Regions from separate parts of the Homo sapiens genome. Here all the other regions are linked to region 3. A link is a loop called in an ENCODE intact Hi-C map of the cell type or tissue named here. Cell type or tissue: Calu3. All regions are shown on one strand.

Region 1 (8,000 bases), 160 kb before region 3:
ACTCCTGGAAACAAGTTCCCAGACAGACAGACGCTGTCCCCAAGAGTCTAGGATTCGGTTGTCTCCTTGTACTCATGCTAAAAACAGCATTATTTCCCCCAACTCGGCTGCACCTGCAGAGACTAGAATAAGACAGCGTATTTTTAGCAGGTAACAGACTGTACATGGAGGCTATAATTAGCATTTCATTCAAAGGTGGGAGTTTCCCATCCAATGCAAGAGTGACTGACCATGAGATCCTCTCACCGCAGCCTCTGTCTCAGATGTCTGGTGTGGGAAGAAGCCAGCAGCACCCAGGAAAGGTGTGGGGCCTTTGTGGATATTGCTCCCTTCATTGCTTACGCCTTTCCCCTCTGGCCTGTCCAGAGCCTTGGTTCTGCCCAGACCCCAGTGCTGTCCTCCTCTGGGGATGACCTGGCCAGGCTATGTGATGAAGATGTCCTGCCAGGTTGGTGTGAGGCTTGTGGGTCCTCTGTCCTGCACTCAAAGTTGCCCCATGGGGGACAGGGACAGGTGGGGGTTACCCAGCTATGGCAGAGACTGCTGGATGACCTCAGCATTCCTCCTGGTAGCAGGGAGCCTGGCTTCCTGGAATAAAGACTACATTTTCCAGGCCTCCTTGTGACAAAAACATGGCCAATGGGGTGTGAGCATTATCTCTTTTTCTCTTTGCTTTGGCTGGGAGAGAACAGAGGTGGGCAATCCAGGCGTGGCAGGGTGTAAGGTGGAAGTACCCTCAGTGTCTTTGTCTGTATAACGGGTGAGATGGAGCAGGGACCCCTTTTAGAGGTCTGCCAGGCTCCCCCCCACCCCCCCGCAACACCCACCCACATAAAGATAAAGGAAAAAATTTGAGTCCCTTCAAGGAAGATTCCAAGCACCTAACTAGTTCTGCAGCCAGCAATTAGGGAAGTAAATGAATAACCTGCTATATTAGTCCATTCTTGCACTGCTGTAGAGAAATACCTGAGACTGGGCAATTTATAAAGACAGGAGGTTTAGTTGGCTCATGCTTCCACAGACTGTACAGGAAGCATGGCAGCATCTGCTTCTGGGGAGGCCTTAGGGGGCTCACAATCATGGCGGAAGGCAAAGGGGGAGCCCGCACTTCACATGGTTGAGCAGGAGAAAGAGAAGGGGGAGTGGGTGCTACACATTTTTAAACAACCGGATTTCACGAGCTCTATCACGAGCAGCACCAAGAGGATGCTGTTAACCCATCCATGAGAAACCGCTCCCATGATCCAGTCGCCTCCCTTCAGGCCTCACCTCCAACATCGGGGATTACAATTCCACGTGAGATTTGGACAGGGACACAGATCCAAACCATGTCACCTGCTAAGCAAGAAGGTAATAATAAAAGCCACCCAAGTAAGCCAGAGTCACAAGATGTTAGGTTCCTGTATTAGGGTTCCCTAGAGGGAAAGAACTGATAGGATTGATGTATATACGAAAGGGAATTTATTAATGAGTATTGACTCACACAATCACAAGGTGAAGTCCCACAATAGGTCATCTGCAAGCTGAGGAGCAAGGAAGCCAGTCCAAGTCCCAAAACCTCAAAAGCAGGGAAGCCGACATTGCAGACTTCGGTCTGTGGCTGAAGGCCCTAGAGCCGTTGGCAAACTCTTGGTGTAAGTCCAAGAGTGCAAAAGCTGAAGAACTTGGAGTCTGATGTTTGAGTGCAGGAAGCATCCAGCGGAAAGATGAAGGCTGGAAGACTCAGCAAGCCTAGTCGGTCCGTGTTCTTCTGCCTGCTTACATTCTAGCTGCACTGGCAGCTGATTAGATGGTACCCAGCCAGATTGAGGGTGGGTCTGCCTTTCCTAGTCCACTGACTCAAATGTTAATCTCCTTTGGCAACACTCTCACAGACACACCCAGAAACAATACTTTGTATCCTTTAATCCAATCAAGTTGACACTCAACCATCCCAGTTCCCTATAGAAAGTAAAAGAGAACATCTTGACCCATGTCCTTGAGTGAGTTGTTTTTCAGGAGCTAGGACCCCACCAGATGGAAAATGCTGACTGTTTTCATGCAGACCTCAGATAAAGGGGAACTGGGACTGAACCTGACCCCCAATTTTGTTCTAAATCTCTTCCTGAGGGGCCTGTAGAGAGTCACACCTATAGGCCAAACCTTAACATTCCTTTCAGCTGACCCTAAGTATTTTAGACAAACCTTGTTTTTTAAATCCATTGCAAATCAAAGAATCTCTGAATCCACCTGTGACCTTCAAGCCCCCAATCCAAAATATCCTGCCTTTTTAAAGGTAGACCAATATGTAACATCCATGTATTGGTTTATGATTTTGCTGGCAACTTCTCCTTTCCTGAAACTTACCCCTGCCTTTAAAAACCCTTCCTTATAAGCCCCTAAGAAGTTTGCATCTCAAGCATCAGCTGCCTGATTCTCCTTGCTGGTGCCCTACCTTAAAGCCTTGTTTCTCTTGCTACAAACCTCAGTGTCAGTGCTTGGCTTTGCTGCACCAGGTGAGCAGACCCAGCTTTGGTTCAGTAACATTGGGAGGGTAATTGTACCTACCTTCTCTGGTTTCTATAAATTGGGAATTGTTCATTTGCTGAACGATGGAAAACCCAACCCCACAGTCTGAGGGGAAAAAAGGATTTATTGGTGCAGATAACTGGAGGGTTCCAGAAAGGGACTGCCTCAGGCATGACTCAGGAAGAAGTGGGGACCAAAGGGAGGAATTTGGTAACAAGGTAAATATTTACCCCAAACCCAAGTTCCAAATAATAGTCTTTGGCTTTTGTGGCATATCCAGGTCAAATGATGGTAACACTGACAAATACGGGCGTAATCTCACACAAGCTCAAGGAAAAAGCAGATTCGTGGAGAGATGAACAGCTGAGGTCAGAACCCCTGTGTTCATGGAATGCAGGACACATCCCCTGTCTGTGTATCTATGGCCTGAGGGTCCTGACTGGCTTACCTGTTCCTGTTATTTTCACAATAAATTTGTTCAGGTCACCAACAATTCCAGCTTGAAAGGACCACAGAATCTCATCATAACCTGGGTGTTTGAATCCCAAATGTAGACTGTCCAAATGTCCATAGCTATCCTCAAGATTTCCGCAGCATGAAGCTGACATTTTTTCCTGCTCCTCCCAGCTCTCGTTTCTGGCCTCTGCTGAGCTCTTAACTCTCCACATTGTTTCTTGTAGCTGCCCGTCTTGTTTCTGCAGGAGTCCATTCATCTTGGGAAAAAAAATAGCCCAGAGAAATCTGAGCTATGTTAGGTATGCAGAAGGTATCAGGTCCAGGGAGACATGAGTATGAAACTTCAGTCACCCCTCTGGCCCCATGCCCAGGAGCAAGAGTTTAAAGGCGTTTTAGTCATGACTAGCTGCCTTCCCGATTATCTTGATGTTCCTGGAGTTTGTGATACAAAGAACAATGTGTAGCCAGTCAATGGTCTGTGTTATTTTAATGCAAATTCTTGGTGAACAACTTAGAAAGTGCCTCTTCTTTTTTCCTTAAAAACCCACTTGTAACTCTGGCTAATTATCTTGCATGTTCAGGGCAAATTGGATCTATGCTTCCGGGTGGTCATCCTCAAGCTTCGAGCTCAAACACTATAGTTAGTCATAATTTCTGAAACTCATTATTTAAGGTTGACACATCCAAGCATGGTGTGGGCTCCTCCTTGTATTTTTTTTTTTTGTTTTTGTTTCCTTAGAGTCAGGGTCTTGCCGTCACCCAGGCTGGAGTGCAGTGGTGCAATCATAGCTTGCTGCAGCCTTGAACTCCTGGGCTCAAGCGATCCTCTCGCTTCAGCCTCCTGAGTAGCTGAGACTACAGGTGTGTGCCACCATGCCCTGCTAATTTTTAAAAAATTTTTTTTGTAGAGACAGATTCTCACTGTGTTGCCCAGACTGGTGTAAACCAAAAAATAAAATTCTGAGGCCCTCAACCAAGTGAATGGATCCCTCCTCTCAGCAAAGGGCATTCCAAAGTAAACCTGGAACGAGAGTGCAGGGCACGATGGGAATGGCTTATGCCTTCCTCTTGTTGGAATTGAGGCACAGCTGACCAGCATTAACATTAAGGCAGAGACCTAAAGGCTGACAAATGACTCTTTGTAGCATTGTGACACATCACAAAATGACAGCAGGTTCTGAAAGAAATCCAAGTATTTTACCCTAAAATATATTAATTGGACCTATTTTGAAATGGCCCTGCAAAGCTGTCTCTGGTGGGAAAAATCTACATTCTGTAGAGAATCTCTTTCCCTTTCCAGGCCTAATTCCTGACCTGGGAGAGAATTAACTAAGAGTCTAAAAAAGAGACCTTTTTAGGCCTGATTAGAGCTCTGAAGGCTGCTCCTGGAGGCTTCATCTGTATGATAAAACCTTGGTCTCCATAACCCCTTATCTTAACCCAGACACTCCCTTCTATTGATTCCAGGACTTTAGGTAATAAGTTAGCACTTTCAACCAATTGCCAATCAGAAAATCTTTGAATCCACCTATGACCTGGAAGCCCCACCCCTCGCACCCTTCGAGTTGTCCCACCTTTCCTGACCAAACCAATATATATCTTACCTGTATTGATTGATGTCTTATGTCTCCCTTAAACATATAAAACCAAGCCATAGCCCAACACCTTGGGCACATGTTCTAGGATCTCCTGGGGCTGTGTCATGAGCCCCTAATATGGTCACTCATATTTGGCTCAGAATAAATCTCTTCAAATATTTTACAGAGTTTCAATCTTTTTGTTGGCACTGGTCTTGAACTCCTGGCCTCAAGCAATCATCCCACCTTGGCCTCTTGAAGCTCTATAGGCATGAGCCACCAGTCCTGGCCTTTCCTTGTTATTAGTCTTCTCAAATTCCATGTTCCTGGCAGCTGTGACGGACAGATTTTACTGGTGACGTTGGAGCAACACAGGTGGGTAATTTTATCTGTGCCCTGGTCCCTTGGCCACTTCTGCCACCTCCAGCATCTGGATGTGTTGCTTAGCAACCCCATCCCTTTCTACCTCCTGCCTTTGACCTCAACTTCACATCCCTACTCAAGTCTGAATAGTTCTTCTCTGGGCAACTCTTATCTCAGCTGGTGATAAATGGATTTTCTCACCTCCTGCCCTGGTAATACTCAAGGTGGCCACTTACTGGCTGTCTACCTTGCGGCAGGCACAGACCTATGCCTTGCACGCAGTATCTCACCAGTCTGCACAAGAGCCTCATGTGGGGCCTGTTCTCCCACTTTACAGATGAGGGAGCCTAGGATCCTCCACGAGAAGGGACTCAATGGTCTATAGGGGAGTTGGGGTTCACCTTGTGCTGTCTCACCCTGGGGTCCAAGCTCCTAACCAGGGTTCCCTATTTACTCAATTTAAATCATTCACCTGCCACTGTCTCCACTTTCCCCAGGATGATCCTTTGCTCCTGGGGTGGCCAAACATTTTCTGGCAAGTGCCAGAGAGTGAATATTTTGGGCTTTGTGGGACACATGGCCTCTGTTGCAAGTGCCCTGCTTTGCTGTCATAATGCCAGGCAGCCATAGCCAGAGACGATTTATACACAGATCAGCACTGCGGTGTCCCAGGAAAACTTGATTTACAAAAATAGGCAGTTGGCCTCAGGGCTGTAGTTTGCTGATCTCTGATAGCTTTCTTTAAATAAACCCATTTTTTTTTCACTAAAAAACTTTTATTTGAAAGAAACACTTAAATCATCCAGAGTAAATGTGAAACCAGCATCTCTTGCTGGGAAGGAAGGTAACTGTAAAAATAAAAACAGTAAACTTAAGCAGAGGTGCCATATTCTGCAGTAAGCCTGGGGGCTTCTCTTTCTTTGTTGGAAAGGATGAAAAGCTGGGCTTGGAGAGGTGGGAGAGGCACATCAGCACCAAATCAAGATGTTTTCTTTGAGGTAATTGGAAGAACCAAGAGAGACTGTATAGGATGTAATGTTACCGAGTGCCATGTTTGGTTTGTGCAAAGATTTCACACTCTGGGATTCGTGAAGCTCTGAGTAGAAGAGAGCAGGCAGTGGTGTTGGAATGTATTGCGCTCACCCTGGAGTGGGGATTTGGGGACATCTGTGCAGGCAGTGAGGATGTAGGATTCACAGGACAAAGAATGGGCAATGCGGCCTTGGCCCTGGCTCCCTGACAGCTCTAAGGGGCTGCTGTGGTTCCTGCAAAGCCTGGGACCTGGAAGTGTGAGGTAGGAGGCGGGACTCAACTCCAGAGGTGGGGCTCAGACACTGGACCAAAATCTGTGCTTGCTAAAACAGAGCTTGGGTGGAAGCAGCTTTTCATCAGACATGCCCACCAGTGTGCCATGTCAGTTTACCATTGCCATGGCAACACCCGGGAGTTAATACCCCTTTCCATGGCAATGACGTGAATACCCAAAAGTTACTCTCCTTTCCCTAGAAGAATGTTTTTAAAAGTAGGTATAAGGCCGGGCATGGTGGCTCACACCTGTAATCACAGCCCTTTGGGAGGCCGAGGGAGGTGGATCACTTGAGGCCAGGACTCCAAGACTAGCCTGGCCAACGTGGCAAAACCCCATCTCTACTAAAAATATAAAAATTAGCTGAGTGTGGTGGTGCACACCTGTAATCCCAGCTACTCAGGTGGCTGAGGCAGGAGAATCACTTGAACCCAGGAGGCAGAGGTTGCAGTGAGCTGAGATGGCCTACTGAACTGCAGCCTGGGCAACAGAGCGAGACTCTGTCTCAAACAAAAACAAAAACAAAAACAAAAGTGGGTATAAATATGACTGCAAAACTGCTCTGAGCTGCTCCTCTCTGCCTATGCGGTAGCCCTGCTCTGCAGGAGCGGTCACAGAGCAGTAATACTGGCTCTCTAATAAAGCTGTTTTCTTCTGCCTCCGGTTTGCCCTTGAATTCTTTCTTGCACAAAGCCAAGAACCCTCCTGAACTAAGCCCCACTGTGGGGCTTACCTGCCCTGCATGAGGTAAGTATCAACTATGGCTCAAAAGGCAGGTCAAAGGCAGCTTTTCAAGTATATTTGTGTCACAGAAACTCCCACTGTAACATCAAAAAATGAATGATTTTTTCAATTCCCTTTATTAGGGTTTCTTTCCCTGCCCCCCTCATTTCTCCACTTCTTTCTCTTCTCTCCGTAGGTATATAGTTATACTCCCCCCTCACACACTCATTTTGTGTATGTTCAAAAATATTTTGGTTATCTTTTATTTCTGGTAACTGCTTTTTCATCCTGCATGAGCAGCCAAGAAAAGAATTAATTTAGACTTTCTGCAATGTCAGGGCCTCTCATTCAATTACTCTCCTTGTCTCTTGGAAGCTCTGGTAACTTAGTTTAATGACCTCTCACACCTTACATCCTTAAAAAATGCCCCGTGTGTCTCCTGGCTCGGGCAGTCTTAATTATGTTGGCAGCTTTAGGTTTCCTTATTACCCGCACTCCAGGACCTCATCCCCACCCTGTCCCCATCTTCATCTTCACCCAGAGCTTCCCATCTCCCCACCTCCCTTATCGCCAATTTCTGTCTGCACTTTATCCACGATATTCCCATGTTTTCTGCTCTTACTAGAAACATTATTTTACCCAGCACTGCATTTTTAAACTGAAAGAAGATGGTGATTATTATGCCCTTATCGAAATCCATTACTTGAAAAGCTCGAGGTGAGGTTTGGGGAGGACTGTGGACTTCCATGCAGTTGGAGCAACAGATATGCAGCCGTTTAATTCCCTAAGTCAGGTGCGGAGGGAAGGGACGTTATCTCCTTAGTATGGGCGCTTGATTAACTGTGACGGAGATAAGAATTACACACATCCCCACAGCAGGCTGGGAAATAAAATTGAAGGAAGGGGTTTAAATCCCTTCACATCAAGCTGGAAGAAGCTCTATATGAACAATTCCATGTGATTAAGCCTTGGGAATGTTGCCTCTGCAAATCCCCAAGGGCTCTTATGTACATTTCCATTTTGTTTCCATAAGACTTTGGCTCCCAGGTGTCTGAGACTGCAGGAAA
Region 2 (8,000 bases), 600 kb after region 3:
CCCCTTCTTCATCGCCTGGTTTCTCAGTGATTAACAGACAGAGCTAAATATTCATTGCTCTGCCACAGATGCCCTTGGGAAATTGCTTAAGGTCATGTGGGATCTCGGGCCTTGTAGGCAGCACGATGCCTTCTGGGTGGAACAGCTGTTGGCATGGCCTTCAGAGCTTCTCCTCCAGCCCAGGCCAGGGCTTCTTGGAATTCTCTGTAACCAGAATGTTTTGAATTCCCCACGTTCTCTTAATGTGATTCCAAAGCACACGTTGCCCAGTGGCCCTGGCCTCTGCCATGGAGCGTCATCTTACAGAAGGCCTGGCCCACTGCTCTGCACACCTGGGCCCAGCTTGAATCTTAGATAAATTCTATCCCAAACTCAGAGTTGTTATGGCCAGGTCTTGTGTGTGTAAGTTGGTGGACAGGGCCATCCCCAGGGACCACAAATAGTACCAAAGATGTGTTTGGCCATGTGGAAGCCAGATGTGTTAGGGGAAGAATGTGGCCAATAGCTTTTCTTATTGGCTCATGGTCAGGACCCCAGCGGGTGACTTGACCCACCCCAGTAGCCAGAGAAGAGGAGCTTTTTTGTTTTTGAGACAGGGTCTTGCACTGTCATCCAGGCTGGAGTGCAGTGGCACAGTCTCAGTTCACTACCACCTCAACCTCCCAAGCTCAAGTGATTCTCCCACCTCAGCCTCCCAAGTAGGTGGGACTATAGGCACAGGCCACCATACCCAGCTAATTTTTTTTTTTTTTTTTTGGTAGAGATGAGATCTTGCTATGTTGCCCAAGCTGGTCTCAAACTCCTGGGCTCAAGTGACCCTCCAAAAGTGCTGGGATTACAGGCGTGAGCCACCCTGCCTGGCCTGGAACTTTTTGAAAAGAGATTGAAAAAACTGTTAGCTCACAGAAGCCTTGGAGATGTTCCTGCTTGGTGAAAATCAGACCATCTGAAAGCCACATTTCTGGTCTGCTCTCGAGACAGATACTATCCATAGACTTCTGATTGCAGGCCACTTATCTGGATATTTCAGAGACCAGGAAAGCCTACTATAATTCTTAGTAGCTTAGAGTCCTGATCATTTTAATGTGAATTGAAATGGTTTCATTATGAGGAATCACATTTCTGACTGACAGTGGCTTATGCAATAGAAACATTTAATTCTCACATAACACCAAGTCCAAAGCAGGGGAGTCCAGGCGCTGGTTTTTCAGTACAACAGTGTCATCCAAGGTCCCAGGATCTTTCAAGCCTCTTCTTCTGTCCTCATCATGTCTTTGGCCTTGTTGCCTCATAGTCTCAATATGGCTGCCACAGCTCCAGACGTCGCATCACCCTACAAAGTGGGACTATAGGACAGGACTCCTTGCTGTCTCTCTTTTAATCAGAGAGTAAAATCCTTGCCAGAACACTCCCACCCTAGCAGACTTTGCTTTCTGTTTCATTGGTCCGGAGTTGGGTTTTGCACTCACCTCTAAATCAAACACTGGGAAAGGACCTGGCTCCTTCCTATGCTTCGGATCTCAGCTGAAATGTCACCTCCCTAGAATGCTGGAAGGACAACCTGTTTTATGTTTTATAACACTTATCACTCTCTGGAATTAGCCTGGTTTGCTTATTTGTCCTTTGTCTTCTCTCTCCTCACTAAAAAGCAAGCTCTGTGCTTGTAGGGACATTGTCTGTCTTGTTCATCGCTGTATCCCCAGCACTGAGAACCAGGGTGGCACTCTTTGGATACTCAGTAAATTTTTTTTTGAATGAAGGAAGCAAGAAAAGAAAGAGGCTTGGAGAGCTACAGGCACATCTGGCTAGCATGTTTGCTCGAAGGTGACTGCTCAGGGCAAGGATGTCAAAACCTGTTAGTCATTTGCAAAAAGCTAAGCAGGTGGCTGGGAGGATTGGTTTCATACACACTCACTTGCTCCCCAGTGCCAGAGCTGGGGTTTTGTGCTAGCATTGCTTGCAGAGGAAGGATCGTCCCCTTTATGCCACGGCAGGGACCTCACGGCCTTGCAGAAGGGCTGGTGGAACCCTCCACTTCTGATGACTCTGGGGCCAAGCTAGTCTTCCAGGTCAGTGGTGTGACATTCTAATGAGGGCTCTTGGGTTAAATATTTCTGCATGTGCCCTTGAAAAGACAACTCCCTTCCCTAAATTGTCCCTTCCTGAAAGAACAGCGGTCACAGCCCAGGAGAGCAGCCTCTTTAACCTCCACTCCCCAACCTACCCTCCTGAAAGCTCACATTTACCGAGCACTTTGTACAGGCTAGTGGTGGTTTAAGTGCGCGCTCCTGTGAATGTGGAATAACTCAGCGATGTGGGGATCTTCCAACCCCGTTTTACAAAGGAGGAAAGAGACACAACGAAGTCTCTCCTTGCTCTGCCATGCTGGTAGAATAGGACATCACAGGCCACCTAACCAGGGGCTCTGTTCAGCTCGCAGAAATGTTTTGTTTGAACCTTCTAAAAAGCTGTCAGATTTGTAACAACTACGAGATTTCACATTTTAAAAATCTGGATTTTCAGCTTCTCCTGAAAAATGGGGAGATGTGGTCCCCACCATCCCCTATAGCCTGACATTGTGAACCAATTCATTTGGCTTTTCATTGCACTTTCCCTTCTGTTTTTCTCATTGTGGAGCAATATTTCTCTGTTCCATCTCTACCAAAAGTGGCCAGATGAGAGCTGGAGAGGAAGTGGGGTGTGGAGTTTTCTTATGCGTCCACTTCACCCGTTTACATTATCTGCCTGGCCCACGTAGGCATTTGAGTTTGTCTCCCGTTGTGACACTTTGTACCCAATGGCTACACTTCCAGGGACATTGCAAGTGTCCCTGGACACTTACATTGTGCATTGCAAGTGTGTAGTAATAATAATGTCTAATATCTATTGATTACTTTTTGCCCAGCATTTCATCATCACAGCAAGCCTTTGAAGCAGGGACTAATATCATCTTCACTTTATCAGTAAGGAAACTGAGGCACTGTGTGTGATGCCCTCACTAGAACAGGAGGTCCTGAAGCTTGTTCATCTTTGTACCATCTGTGCTAGGCTTACTGGCTGTTTGAATGAATGACTAAAGGAATGAATGAATGATGTTCTCCTCCAAGTGTTCATTAGCCGAAGAGGCTGAAAGTCTTAACCTCATAGTCATTTGTGACATTTCTGTTGGGGGAATGGGCTCTGATCAGTGTCACTGAGGATTCTTGGGTTGTGTTTCTGCTGTATAACAAACCACTCCAAACTCAGTGGTTTAAGGTAACAACATTTTATTTTGGACGATTCTGTGGTTTGACCAGGTGGTTCTTCAGCTTCATGTGATATCAGCTGGCAGGTCTAAAACAACCCCATTCAAATGGCTGGCAGCTCTTGCTGGTCACCAGATGGGAGCTCAGTTATTCTCCATGTGGGCTCTGCCCTATGGCTACTTGGGCTTCCTCGCAGTATGGCAGGTTCAGGGTAGCCTGACTTCTAAGAGTGCAAAAATGAAAGCTGCCACGGTCTCTTAAGGCTTAACCGCAAAACCGGCACAGCATCACTTCTGCCACCTTCTCTTGGTCAAAACAGGTCCCAAAGCCAGCCCGGTTTCATGAGGTGGGGCCCACACAAGGGTTTGAATACCAGGCAGTGTGGCTTTTTGGAGTCCACCAAAGTACCCATTCATCACAGACTGCAAGTAGCAGAGCCCAACACTTACTACCTCAAGCTGGAACAGGATTTACTGGGGGGCTCAGGAAAGGACAGGTCAGGAACTGAGGAAATTCTGGGGACCTTGGCGCAGGAGTTACTAGCAGCCTCCTGAAGGAGAGTTTCCATCCCAATGCGACAAATGCACCCCTGCTTTTTCTTTCTGCCCTTGACACTTTATTTGACAGTTGGGGACATGGTAAGAAAGTCTGATTGACCTTGGTCACATGATCACCCCTTGGCAGAGAGGATGGGGGCATCTTGGCAGAGGGGAGGGAGTCCTCAAAAGGAAGCTGGGGTGCTGTCAAAAGAAGGGGACCAGATGGACAAAAATTGTTAGAAATCTCTGCACCGCCCCTGCATAGGTGACTCCACCCCTGGCAGAGCAATGAACATTTTAAAACGAGTGAATGGACTTTGAAAGTCCAGTATAAGTAGAATGCCCAAACCTGTGTGGCAGCTTCTCCAGCTCCAGGGCCCCATAGCTCAGGTGCTGCTGGGGGTCTGGAAGCTTCTCTCCACTTTACGGGGCAAAGTCAACTCCTAGAACCCCTGCCATGCCTCAATATCCCCCTCCAGAAGATAGGGGCAGTTTGCTTCTGGCTCCTGAAAGGAGAGCATGCGCGGTAATGAGGGACCTGGGCTCAATGCCTGCACTCCCTCCTCCCAGACCCCGCCTCACCAGTGACACTGCCTTCCACCCCAACACCTGGTGACACCCAGTGAGTCCCCGCAGCAGGGGAGGCTGCTAGTAGGAAAAACTGATCCAGACTAATCTCAGCTCGCAGAGCCTCTGACCCGGGCTTTCCTCCCACTTGCCGGTCTATTTCCGGCTGCTAATTAGATTGCACAGCAAGCCACATTGGGAAGCCGACCTGTCGTTCCAAAGGCACTCCACTCGCATCTCCAAATGTAGCAGGTGATTTGGTAAAAGTTGATTCTGACTCCTTCCCCCAGCTTCTAAAATAATTGTAAGTGTCGGGCTGTTTCCAAGGTGAACTAATGAACAGCTCATCTGCTAATAGCAGGGGCAAGCTGGCTGAGGACGGCACGCTCGCCTGTGGATTGGGTGAAAAGGAAAGAAGTAATTGGATTATTAATACCAAGCCGTCAAAATACCTTTTATTCCTTTTATATTCTTCTGGAAGGAAACGACAATCTCTGGAAACATAAATACATGTTCTGTGGGGGTAAGCAGGGCTAAGAAAATGTGGGGCTGAAAAGGAGGAGGGGGTTAAAAAGGTGGAATTGTCAGTCCCCACTGTGGCAGTCTACACTGAGAACCAGCCCACAGTTAGGCGTGAATAATGACTCTGTTCAAGTCGGACTTTATTGCTTTTGGCCAAAGGCCTTTTGCAGAAATAACTTTGTAACTCCCTGCCAGGGAAGCTTTTGTCCACAGCTGAGACAAAGGAACAAAGAACAGAGGTGGGAATTTCTGTATCTGATTTCTACTTCCTCTAAACAGCCAGAAAGGACAGCGGGTGTGGCCTGCCCAGAAGGCATGGGCTGGGGCAAAGGGGTGTCCAGCCTCCTGTGGGCCACACTGCCGTGCTCGGCTGCACCATGTTGGTTTCATTGTGCACATTCCCACCCCAGGGCCTTTGCACTTACTTCCTCCGTTCATAGAAAGCATTTTGCCCACAACTGGCTTCTCGCCCGCCTCTGCTCTCAGCTCAGATGCCATTTCCTTATGCCACCTCCTCATGCCAGAGAGGCCTTTCCCAATTTACTGTCCATCCTATCACCTGACAGCTTCCTCCAAAGCTCTTAAGACAATCTTCATTCATTCATTTTCTCCTCCACCAAGGTATCACAGCTCCATGAGGACAGAGGCCTGGCCTGCCTTGTGGCCACTGCTGTTTCTTAGCATGTGGCACATAGTAGGTGCTCAGGAAAGATTGGATAGCTTGGAAGAGTCGCACATAGCTCCCAGGCCAAGCTCCAGCGGGGCTTTATGGAGCCCGCTCAGTGCTTAAAATAGGTTGAAAGTTTTTACTTTGGAAATGGTGTTTCCGGTGTAGTCCAGGCGCCACCCCATCTCTATCCTAAATCTAGGCCACTTTACTCACTCAGGTCTCCTGCCCGACCCTTGGATGCATTTGCATATTTGTCCCTGCTTTAGACAAAGGCCACTGCAAACATATCTCTCTCCAAAGGTCACCAGACAACATCCAGACTTCTTGCATTGCCAAGTCTTGTGCCAGACCGGTGGCCTCCACCAACCAGGTCCCATTGACTGGATCAAGGTGTAGTCTTCATCTTAGCCGTCCACGCACAGGGCGTAAGTGGCGTTGATCTCATCATAAGCAGGTCATGGCAGGAGGAGGGTCGGGCAGGAGACCTGAGTGAGTGAAGTGGCCTAGATTCAGGATAAGAGACGGGGTAGGGCCTGGACTACATTGGAAATGCCATTTCCAACGTAAAAACCTTTAACTTTTCCTTTTTCCCCTTTTCCTTTTCTGCTCTCCTCCAAGCCTCTGGGTCATCAAGGAGGGAATCGCGTGAACTCCTCCTTTATGGTCTTCAAGGAGACCTACTCCCAATGTAAGGGGAAGCGCAGAGGCCTTGGCAAGCAAGAATGTAACCACAATGTCATTGCCTTTATACTGTTGCCATCTAAGTATGGCAGGGGTTCTCACCTAGGGGCAGTTTTGCCCCCTAGGGGGACATTTGGCAGTGTCTGGAGATATTTTTGATTGTCACAACTGGGGTAGGTGCTACTTGCATCTCATGGACAGAGGCCTGTGAACACCCTGTGATACACAGCACAGTCCCCCATCGAAGAATGATCCTGCCCACGCGGCAGTAATGCCAAGGTTGAGAGACCCAGGTTTATGGCAATGGGTGCTGGTTCCTCCAAGATAGACTTTTCTTTCTAAATAAATTTATTGAAATAAGAAAGGGAATGAATGAATGAATTTAGGCCCAGATTTGGGTATTCTACTTATACCAGACTTTTAAAAATTCATTTATTTATTCTGAGACGCTGGCATATGGGATGGAGCACAGAGGTTAACGATCAGCCCTGTCATCCCTTTCGGAGCAGATCAGGCTGTACCATTTGCCTCAAATCAGGAGCCCCTGCCCTGGAAGCTGCCATCTTGCCAGAAACTTCCTGGGGAGCTGCCTGTAAAAAACTCTAGCAGCAGTTGATTCTGGCCCAGGTGGAAAAGCTGTGTTATCCCAGGCGGAGTTCCGGCAGGTTGGGAGATGTTTCCAGGTCTCCTGCCCAGCCAGGCATGATGAGCATCCTTCCAAGCTTGGCCCCGGAGCCCTGGCCCAGCACCCCCATTTGAAGCCTGCAGAGCCTCATCATCACTGCCCCCGCCCCCGCCCCATCCTGCCACTGACAAGCCAATACCTGCCTGATGAGAGGGGCTCCCAGGGACAGCAGCCTTCCCTCCTGGACTCCAGGGCAACCTCCATGTTGTTGGGCGGCTTTGAGCACAGGGCTCAAGGGCAGAGGCTGAGTTGGAAAATTTCTTGCCTCTGCAGAAGGGAAGAGCTGGGGGAGGTTGGGGCCTTTTTCCCCAAACGAGGTCTTATTCTTCTGTGGGGTTTTCTGGGTTTGTTAGGTGGCTTCCTTTCTACTTAAAAATAAGCTGGGAGTGGTTAAAAAATGGGAAGAAATCAATGTTTCTGGCGTACATAGAACTGAGCAGATGTGTTATCTAGAATAAGGAGGAGAGGTTGTTGTGACTCTAGCTCCTGGTACGAGCCCTTCAGTTCACCCTCCTGCCCTGCTCAGAACCCCCTGGACCTGACATCGTGGCTTTAACACCCTTGGGTCATGTGAGAAGGAAGAGTGCCCACCCAGGACTTTCCGAGGCTCACAGATTCTTTGAAATGGACGTGAGCACAAACGCCCAGCCCCGACAGCCAGGGATCAGATCGGGTTTCACTTCCTAGGAGGGAGGATGTACTGCAGGGGAGGCCCACGTGGCTGCCCCAGGCCTGGCCAGCCTCTGTGACCCAGCAGGACTGACTGTTTTACGGGATGGCCACACGGTACCCTGCAGGCTCATCCATGGTGGGACCTTGATGCTCCTTTGTTGAGATGTGGGTCTGTGTCCCCTCCCCTTGAATCTGGCCAGACGTGCGTAGCCCTGGTGGAAGGAACACCATGGGACAGCAGAAAAGATGAGCCAGCTCCCCCTGGATCACTGGGACCCTCGCTGTTGTGTAAGAAATCAGACCCCACTGCAAGGCCGCCATGCTGTGAGGAAGCCCAAGCCACACTGAGGCCACATGGAGGTGCCCACTCCGCAGCCCCTCCCAAGCTCCCAACCGACTGCCAGCAACAACTGCCAGAC
Region 3 (8,000 bases):
ACATATCTACCATGAGTAACAACAATAGGTTGTACCGAACTGGGGTAGAGAAAGAGAATTTGTCTGCATTTTGCTACTGCAGAGCCTGGATATTTGCATGAGGGGGGAGGGAGCCTGAGGGTTGCCACTGCTTGTTGTCAGCAGGGCCAAGGGGAGGGTGAGCTCTTCGGTGGGGGTCTTGTGGGAAGGTGGGACTCCAGGGTGCACTTGGCTGTGATGTGCTGGTGGCATAGCCACCTGTCCTTGTCTGTAATGACTCCTCGGTGCCAGGGACCTAATGACCATTCATTTAATCAAGAGGTGGTTGGAAGAGGTGGCTGTGGCTCCCTCATCCATTAGTTTCAGATAGGAGCATTGCTTAGCTAGTGGCGGCTGTGCCAAACAACACATTATACCACCAATGTTTAAAAACCGACAGACAACCGACAAATTAGTGACAAATTGGATGAGTGATTTGTGCCACAGCTTATATCTTTCTTAGTTAAGAAGTATCTTATCAGAGTTTAGTTTGCTTAGAAAATGAAAGCAAATAAATTTTAAAATTTATTTTACTATATTTGTTACTATTTTGATGATCACTGCTAAGATCCAGGCTTTTGACTTTTCTTAGCTCCAAGGACCTGGTTGGAGTGTTTAGCTGGGTAAGGCAGACCGAGTTCTTAGGCAGGGATCCCAGAGCACTGGTGTCGCAGATGAAAGGGGCTGCAGCTTGGTGGAGGAAATGGTGAGATTCAGGGGCTGGCCAAGGATTAAGGCAGCGGTATTTGAGAAAGCTTGCGGCTACTCTGTAAAGCAATGGCTACTGCAGAGAGACTGACCAGGAGGTAGCCAGCACTCCAGTTTACACTTTTATATCCCAAATAACCCAAGTATCACAGCAGGGTGGTCATGAGTGTAGCCTCTGCCCAAGTTCAAACCCTGACTCTGACTCTTGGTAGTGTAATCTCTGAGGACTGTATTTAGCCTTTCTGTGTCTCAGTCTCCCATTAAGAGAATGCATAACTGCCTCATAGCCTCATTGGGAGGATAAGAAGTTAATACCAGTAAAAGAGGGGGTACCTGATGAGCCTTTGACAGCTCTGGGGTGATACCCTTCTTAGCAAACCGTGCCAGTGCTCTACCTCCAAAACAGATCAAGGATACGGCCACTTCCCACCTCCCTCACAGCTACCCTCTGGTCCAAGCCACCATCATCTCCTGCTTGGACCATTGCAGTAGACCCCGCTGGCCTCCTTCTCCAGCTCTGACCCCACAACCCCAACCTGTCCTCACACAGATCATCCATTAAAAAATAAACCAGACCATGTCCTGTCTCTGCTGAAACCCTCTAATGGCTCCCACTTCCCTCAGAGTAAAAGCTGAAGTCCTCACAGGGTCCCCTAAGGCCTGAGATGATCCATCTCCGCCCCCCACCCCCGGCCCCTGCCCTGTAGTCACCCATCACTCCTCTACCCTCAACTCCCCCTGGCCCCAGCCACACGGGGCTCCTGGCTGCTCCTCGGCCTCATCCCTCCCCTCCCCTCTCCGGACTCTGTCCTCTCTGTCCCCTCTCCCGAATCGCTCTGCCCCAAGGCCCCAGGCAGCTCCTGCACCTCCTCCCAAAATCAACAAAAGAAGGAATGGGAGCAGGCCTTCTTAGCGGAGAATACTGCTCCCATGGGGGCCAGAGCTGGCTCCCAGAGGTGAAAAGATTTTTGTCTTTATGTAAAAATGTAGATGTCCACACAGTGCATAAACCATTCTGCAGTAATTATGTAGTATTAAAATTCATAGGGGGGCAAGTAAGAAAAAATTGCCTATAAAGATTCCTTAGGGGGTGATTATGAAATAAAGCTTGAGAAACGCTGAATTAGAGGACAGTCTGCTGAAATCACAGGCTTCTCCCCTACACATTGCCAGGGCGTTGGGGAGACTGTGGAAGAGAAATCAAGATCCATGCAAGTGCCTAAAAGAATCACAGCCCTTCTTCCTGGCATTTAAAAGAGGAGAAGTAATGCCTCACTGCTTTGGGGAAACCTTTTTTTTTTTTTAAATTTCCTGCCAACGGACAGACTTACGAAGGATGATATTTGCATTTTCCTGAAGCGTCTAATTTTCCCATTTATCATTTGTCAGAGCCCGAGGCCCTTCCTCAGCGAGTGTAATGTTTGCAAACATGTAAGGATTCCTTTTACCAAAGAACGTCACAGGCTCCACATGCAAATGTGTTTGTGTTGCAGAGGCTGCTAATTTAATGCATTAATGTCACTCTGCACCATGGTGGGGTCTCAGCGTGTCCCATGTCACCATGAGCGAGCTGGTCTAAGACACAGGAACCATGGAAACCATCCCGTGCCTGGTTAGTGAGTAGATGCGCAGTGGGGTGCCGTTCACTGCCTTGAGGGTGAACGTGGACTCCAGGAGCGAGGGCCAGGCCTTCTAGAGCTCCACCCACCCTGAGATCACAGGCCTGGCTCAGGCTTGCTGGACTTGCCCAATGGGGAACTTTCAGGGGGGAATTTAACCAGCCTGAGGGGCAGGCAGAGGAGCCAGAGGCCAAAGGCACCCGTGGGGCTCCCAGGACGGCTGTGAATCCCCTTCCCCTCCCTCTCTCCATCAGCGCCTCTGTCCTTCCCACCTGCCCAGCCCAGGTGCTGGCCAAACACCGGCCTCATCCGAAAAGTCCAAATGGGCCCAGGACAGTGATTCCCAGACCCAGCTGATCCCGCAGGGAGCTTTGGGTCCTGCTGGTCCCCGGGTTCTGGTGACAAAAGGACATGCAGGAAGGCAAAGTCCCCTCTGGATTTTTCATCATGAGCCACCCTAGGTGCTGCGCACTGCCAGGCTGCCTGATTCCACCAAGAGAATCTCAGGAAATGAAAAATAAGGTTTTAGTTGTTAAATTTCAGGCGTCGGGGCTCTTTGAGAGACTGAAAACACCTGGAGGTTGGGTGCACAATGGAGAAGGGGCTGTGGGGATGTTTTCTCTTCCCAGTGGAATCCGTGATTATTTACCGAGCAGCCTGGAGAAGCCCAGTCTTCATGGAACGGAAAAGCTGAGCCGGGTTTTCATGCACAAACCGGAAGCCGGGTGGCGCCCTCACAGCAGAGCTCCTGACCTCCCTGCCTCGCACGTCCTGGCAACGGGAGGGCGGCTGCCTTGGAGACAGTTTATTGTGTGGCGAGGAGGGAGACAGGAGAGTACAAGGCAAAAAAACCCCCAACAAATGGCTACGCCTTAAAAACTAACTTTAAAATGCCCAGTTCTGGCATTTTACCAAATCAGGCAGGTTTTTTTTGGCTTTTCCCACCATGTGACTGGGTCTGCCTTGCCCTGCCCCACCCCTGCTTGGGCAATCGTGCCCCCCGCTGAGCTCAGCAGCCTGGCGTGAGGTGAGGTGTCTGTGTGGCTGCTGTTAGCAAATCCACCATTCCGGGGATCAGCGCCTGGGAGCGGCTTCCCTGAATGGTGATGTGGCTGTTCCCTAACTTGCTTCTGGCCCAGTGACCTGTGGTGGCTGTAGGAGCCGCTGCAGGGTTCGGGCAGCAGTAGTGAAGGGCTTTGCTGCTCTCTGCAGTTTCCATGTTGCCCTCCTTGTCCATTTCCTCAGCCTAAGGAGACCCGGTGGCCTGGTGGACTTGGCTTCGTTCCTTCTTTCAGCTCAGGGGGACATGCATTTTTCTCCTTTGAGTCGAATTAGCAATGAACTTCCCCTCCCCAGATGGACAGCGTGGCATCGTCAGGGCCCAGCTGCAGCTTTCCGGGCCAACGGGTCTTCGTGCATTGTCTGATTTTGTTCTGACAAGCACACGAGGCCGTGCGGTCATTATTCCCACTTTACAGATGAGGAAACACAAGGTAAGGAACTCGCCCGAGGTCACAGGGACGGCTGGATATAAAACAGACTCCTGCGTGTACAGATTTAAAGATCGGTAAGAAGAGAATTTCAAATCTCAGCCAAAGCGAAGGTCAAGTCACTGCTCTTGGGGACGTTCCCTTCACACCCCAGAACGTTCCAACATGGCCAGTGAAGACATTGTGTCCCCGTAACCCTGGGGGAGAAGAGGACGGGGCTTAATGAAAAGTAGAAAGTTTCCTCTTTCCCACTGTTGGAGATGCCGGCGTCCCCACATCACCGTCGGCGCTGCATCTGGTCCACTTCTGGGACCCATTTGGGTCCCTGGGCCGGGGCTTCCTGTGGATGAGCCGGGATCACACAGCGATGTGGGGTTGCTCAGGGCGCCCCGTTCACTCCAGAGTGACCCCTGACCCAAAGCCAGTGCTGGGTGTTTGCCGAAACTGAAACCAGGGCAGGTCTGAATCAGACCCTGCAGAACAATGAGGCCTTTTGTGCGAATGAGGCGGGGGAGGGACTGGAGGAGACCAGGAGCTTCCTGACGGGGTCCGCAGCACAGGTCACAGCGATTGAATTCAGGAGGTGACCCTCGAAGGTCAGGTCACAGCCGAGCAGCACAGGCGCTGAGCTAAGTGTCCACAAAGGAGACGAACAAAGCGGCCGCTGTGGGAACAGAGTCAGTGTCGGTCAAGGCTGAGTCCAGGAGCTCGGGTCCGCCGGGCGGCGACGGGGGCTTTGTGCTCGGTCCCCCTACAGTCAAGAGCGTCCTCAGCATTCCCTGGACATGGGTTCGTCGGTTCCCTCGTGTTTTTCTAAGAGGAAGTTTGGTGCCTCTGACCCCTCACCCTGACTGCTTTGCTGCTCCAGAGTCCCCCACATGGTCACCTGTCCCAAGTGGACGAGCTTCAGTCACTCCAGGATGATCGTGATTGTTGCCAAACCCTTGTCATGCCCATGCTGTTTTCTGGCGTTTTCTTTTAAACTAAACCGGCTCACATTTTTACTCATGGTAAAAGTAAAAAATGTGTTACCTACTTTAACGTCCTCTGTCGCCATAATGAAATCACAGGTTTGATTAATAAGTTGGAATTTTTTTTCTAATACACATTAAAGTGAATAACTATTGAAATAAAAAATGTACTCCCCCTACTTATTGATATACAAGTTCACTAGCTTGTGCAGAGGCTCCAAATACCTGCAATTTCATGAACCAGAGGTTTGCTTTTCTCCCACATGACAGCCTCGCCATCGGGGGATTGTGGGGGCTGGGGGGCGGGGGCGAGGGGCGAGCTAGTTGGGCGGCTCCCGGGGCTGATCCTCGACCTGCCCATCTTGGGCTCTGTCATTGACGGAGGCTTTTCTTGTCCACCTGGTCCAAGGAGGTGCAAGTCACATCAGGCAGGAGGGAAGAGGAAAAGGGTAAGTGGGGCGTACTCATGCATTTAAGGGTACACTGGGAAGGTACACACCAGCTGCAAGGCAGGATGGGAAATTCAGTTCCGGTCCAGGCAACTAAACTTTGGGATTTCTAATGTTAAATGAAGGGGATGAGGGGTATCAAGGGTCAGCCCGCAGCCTCTGCCCCCTCTATGTGCTCCTGGAAGTCATCTACTCTCCTACCACGGGATCCCACCAGGGCATCCCACATTTTGTGAAAATTAGCTGATTAGGAAAGCATCCTTTCTGCACTACTGTCCGGGGTGGGTGGGGGGGTTGGTTAGGAACCAGCAGTTCCCTAAGTCATGGTACCGGACCTCCCCCATCTTGGGAGAGCAAAGGCTGTCTACTGTGTCCACCAACCCTGATGCACACCCACACAGCTTTCCTGCTGCCTGTGCTGAGCCAGGCACTGTGCTTGAGATGTGCACGGTATTTGACATGGAGTCAGGGTGGGTGGTACCCAGACTCCCAAGTCACTCCGTGGTGAGACAGACTCACAGGGCTCCAAGGACAAGTCAAAATAATTTGGCCTGGCCTCTTTGTTTTAGAGGTTGGCCAACTGGTGTCAAAAGCTGGAGAGGGACTCGTTCAAGGGCATGGGGTTCTAGGTGATGGAGCCAAGAGCCACCTGGGTCCCTGGGCTCTTTCCAATGAACACCACCATGGCCTCACTGGTCCTGAATGATCCCTTTTTAAATTAAAGAGATATATGGTCACCAAATCAAACACCGTTGAATCTTTCTGTTCCCTGCCCATCTTTTCCCAGAGACATCCACAAGTAAAGACACTTTACTGTTTGTGCAAGTTTCTTCCAAATCTTGTAAGAGCAAGTGCTTCACGGGGATTCAAGTTGCTCTGTGATCTCTCAATGCCGGCCCCCAGAGGAGGGATTAGCTCTCTTCCTCCACTTGCCACCATAACTCACAGCCTCCTGCATGGCTAAATTACCGTTTTCAATGACATCATCATAATCAGCATTTATGTCATGTGGCCAAGTAGATGTTATTTACAGCAGAGCCAAGTATGGCAATATGGTTGCATTTTCTTTCTTATACTACTTTTGATTTCTCTTGAATTAATAATTTCCTTGTTCTTTTCACTGCAAAATTTGCTTACAAATATTTAGTTCTTACCAAATCCTCCATCATTTCATCTGCTCCCATATTTTACAAGCTGTTTTGAACACAACCCATTATAAGAAGTATATTTTACAACAAGGCCTGGCGTGCGCGTGCACACACACACACACACACTCAATATAAAACTAAAATTTCGCAGAATATTCTTACCTCACTATAAGTAATGCCCTTTGATATTTTCTACTGAGTTCTGTTATTTCACATTTTAAAATGCTGGTCAAGACTCACTGAATGGAATTCAGGCTCCATTATAGAGGCTTAACCTGCAGTTTGAGAATTGAGAAGCTTGGGCTTATCCCCCAAGGCCCAGCTTCTCCTGTAGTCAGTCTCACCCTGGGCTCTATTGACTGCAGCCTCTGTCCATAGTTCAAGTCTGTCATGGGTGGGCTCTCAGGTGATGGATGCAGGGGCAAAGGGAAAGCCTTCTGAAGGCTTCCGTCTTTAACTCTGTGGCTGCTTTAAACTGACAATAAACAGATTACCCGGAGGAAAGGCATACACATGTATTACCATGCACATATGCCTAAGAGCCACACAAAACATGAGACTCATGGAGAAGCCAGATGGTTGAAGTCTTTATAGCTTGTAGGAGTGGAGGCTTGAGGCTTTTGGGGGAGGTGGTGACAAGTTAGAAAGGAAAGGGGAGGAACTGAATGGTAAACAAAAGTTGCCTTGTTATTCAGATAAAGTCTCTAGAAGAATGGACAACAGCCTTTCTGAGTGCAGTGAGGACTTCCAATCTCCTCTCAGGTGACCAGTCTTTCCCGGCTGTTTGAAGAGATTCCTAGGGAGGAGGTCATGCCAGTCACATTTCTTTTGGAAGTACATCCCTCAGGCAGATAAGGGAATCCCAGAGAGATCCCCTGGCCAAAGATCATGCTTTGGAAGTGAAGGAGAGACAGGAGAAGGTCAGAGAGACATGTGAGTTCTGAGGCCCTCTTCTGAGGTCTTTCAATATCCTTTGTTCAAAGCACTCAGGTTTGAACATTATCTTGGGGTATTGTTTTCTGAGTCCTGACACTGAGCAACTCTCATCTGCAGACTTCTCTTTGCTCCTTTCCTGGGATGCTGAACTTTTTCATGAAACCTGTGTTTTCTGTCTTCATTAATTTTCTGCTTTCCCAAACTACTTTTTTTTTTAATTAAAGAAAACATCATTGAGTAACTTCTAAATTACTTCTTTTTAATTGAGGAAAACAAAATTTTGAGTGACTCTCCAGCCTATTCTTTTTCTTCATCATTTCTCTAGTAACAATAAAAAAGGTGGGAAGAAAAAATTACAATAGGAAGGAGGCAGGAGAGCAAGTATGAGAACTGATTTGCACATGGTTTCAGTTCTGCAGGAGGCTCGTGAAACCCAGATGAAAAGCCAGACATCCAGCTACATACATTCCTGGAGATACCCAGATGATGGAATGCAATGTTCACTGTGGCTCTGTCAGAGCATCTCACCCTGGCTCTACGGACAGTCTGGGCAGGATACAACTGTGTGAGGACTTTCCTGTGTATCCTATGGGTACCTCCTTTCCTAGTTGTGACAATTGCAAACATATCCAGACATTGCCAAATGTCCTCTGGGGGGCAA

Evidence for each region. Peaks named below come from ENCODE experiments on the same cell type or tissue, not always from the same donor. Only the 100,000 strongest peaks of a DNase experiment are listed, where the experiment ranks them.
Region 1: a loop joins it to region 3, with 2.6 times the contacts of the local background. A loop is called at or near these places in 2 of 110 quality-filtered maps.
Region 2: it touches region 3 in a loop (6-fold over the local background); 3 of 110 quality-filtered maps call a loop at or near these places.

The regions. Positions count from the first base shown.
Region 1 is chr20:48,533,903-48,541,902 of GRCh38, reverse strand. It overlaps LOC105372646 (a long non-coding RNA gene), which reads left to right. Exons shown (of 4, transcript XR_936817.4): 3 at 7,967-8,000. Among named protein-coding and RNA genes, the nearest start is that of LINC00494, 180 kb to the right of the region's middle. RefSeq lists an enhancer at 282-361. In Calu3, no CTCF peak of the experiment used is centred here; DNase peaks (open chromatin) are centred at 3,322 and 3,652.
Region 2 is chr20:47,770,730-47,778,729 of GRCh38, reverse strand. The region is part of intron 1 of SULF2 (sulfatase 2); the gene reads left to right. LOC124904922 (a long non-coding RNA gene) reads right to left here and starts at 4,640. Exons shown (of 3, transcript XR_007067620.1): 1 at 4,560-4,640; 2 at 4,134-4,290; 3 at 1-3,985. In Calu3, a CTCF peak has its summit at 4,433; DNase peaks (open chromatin) are centred at 4,409 and 5,189.
Region 3 is chr20:48,369,607-48,377,606 of GRCh38, reverse strand. It overlaps LINC00494 (long intergenic non-protein coding RNA 494), which reads right to left. Exons shown (of 5, transcript NR_026958.1): 5 at 6,969-8,000. Among named protein-coding and RNA genes, the nearest start is that of LINC00494, 14 kb to the right of the region's middle. In Calu3, no CTCF peak of the experiment used is centred here; DNase peaks (open chromatin) are centred at 3,276, 3,406, 4,326 and 4,706.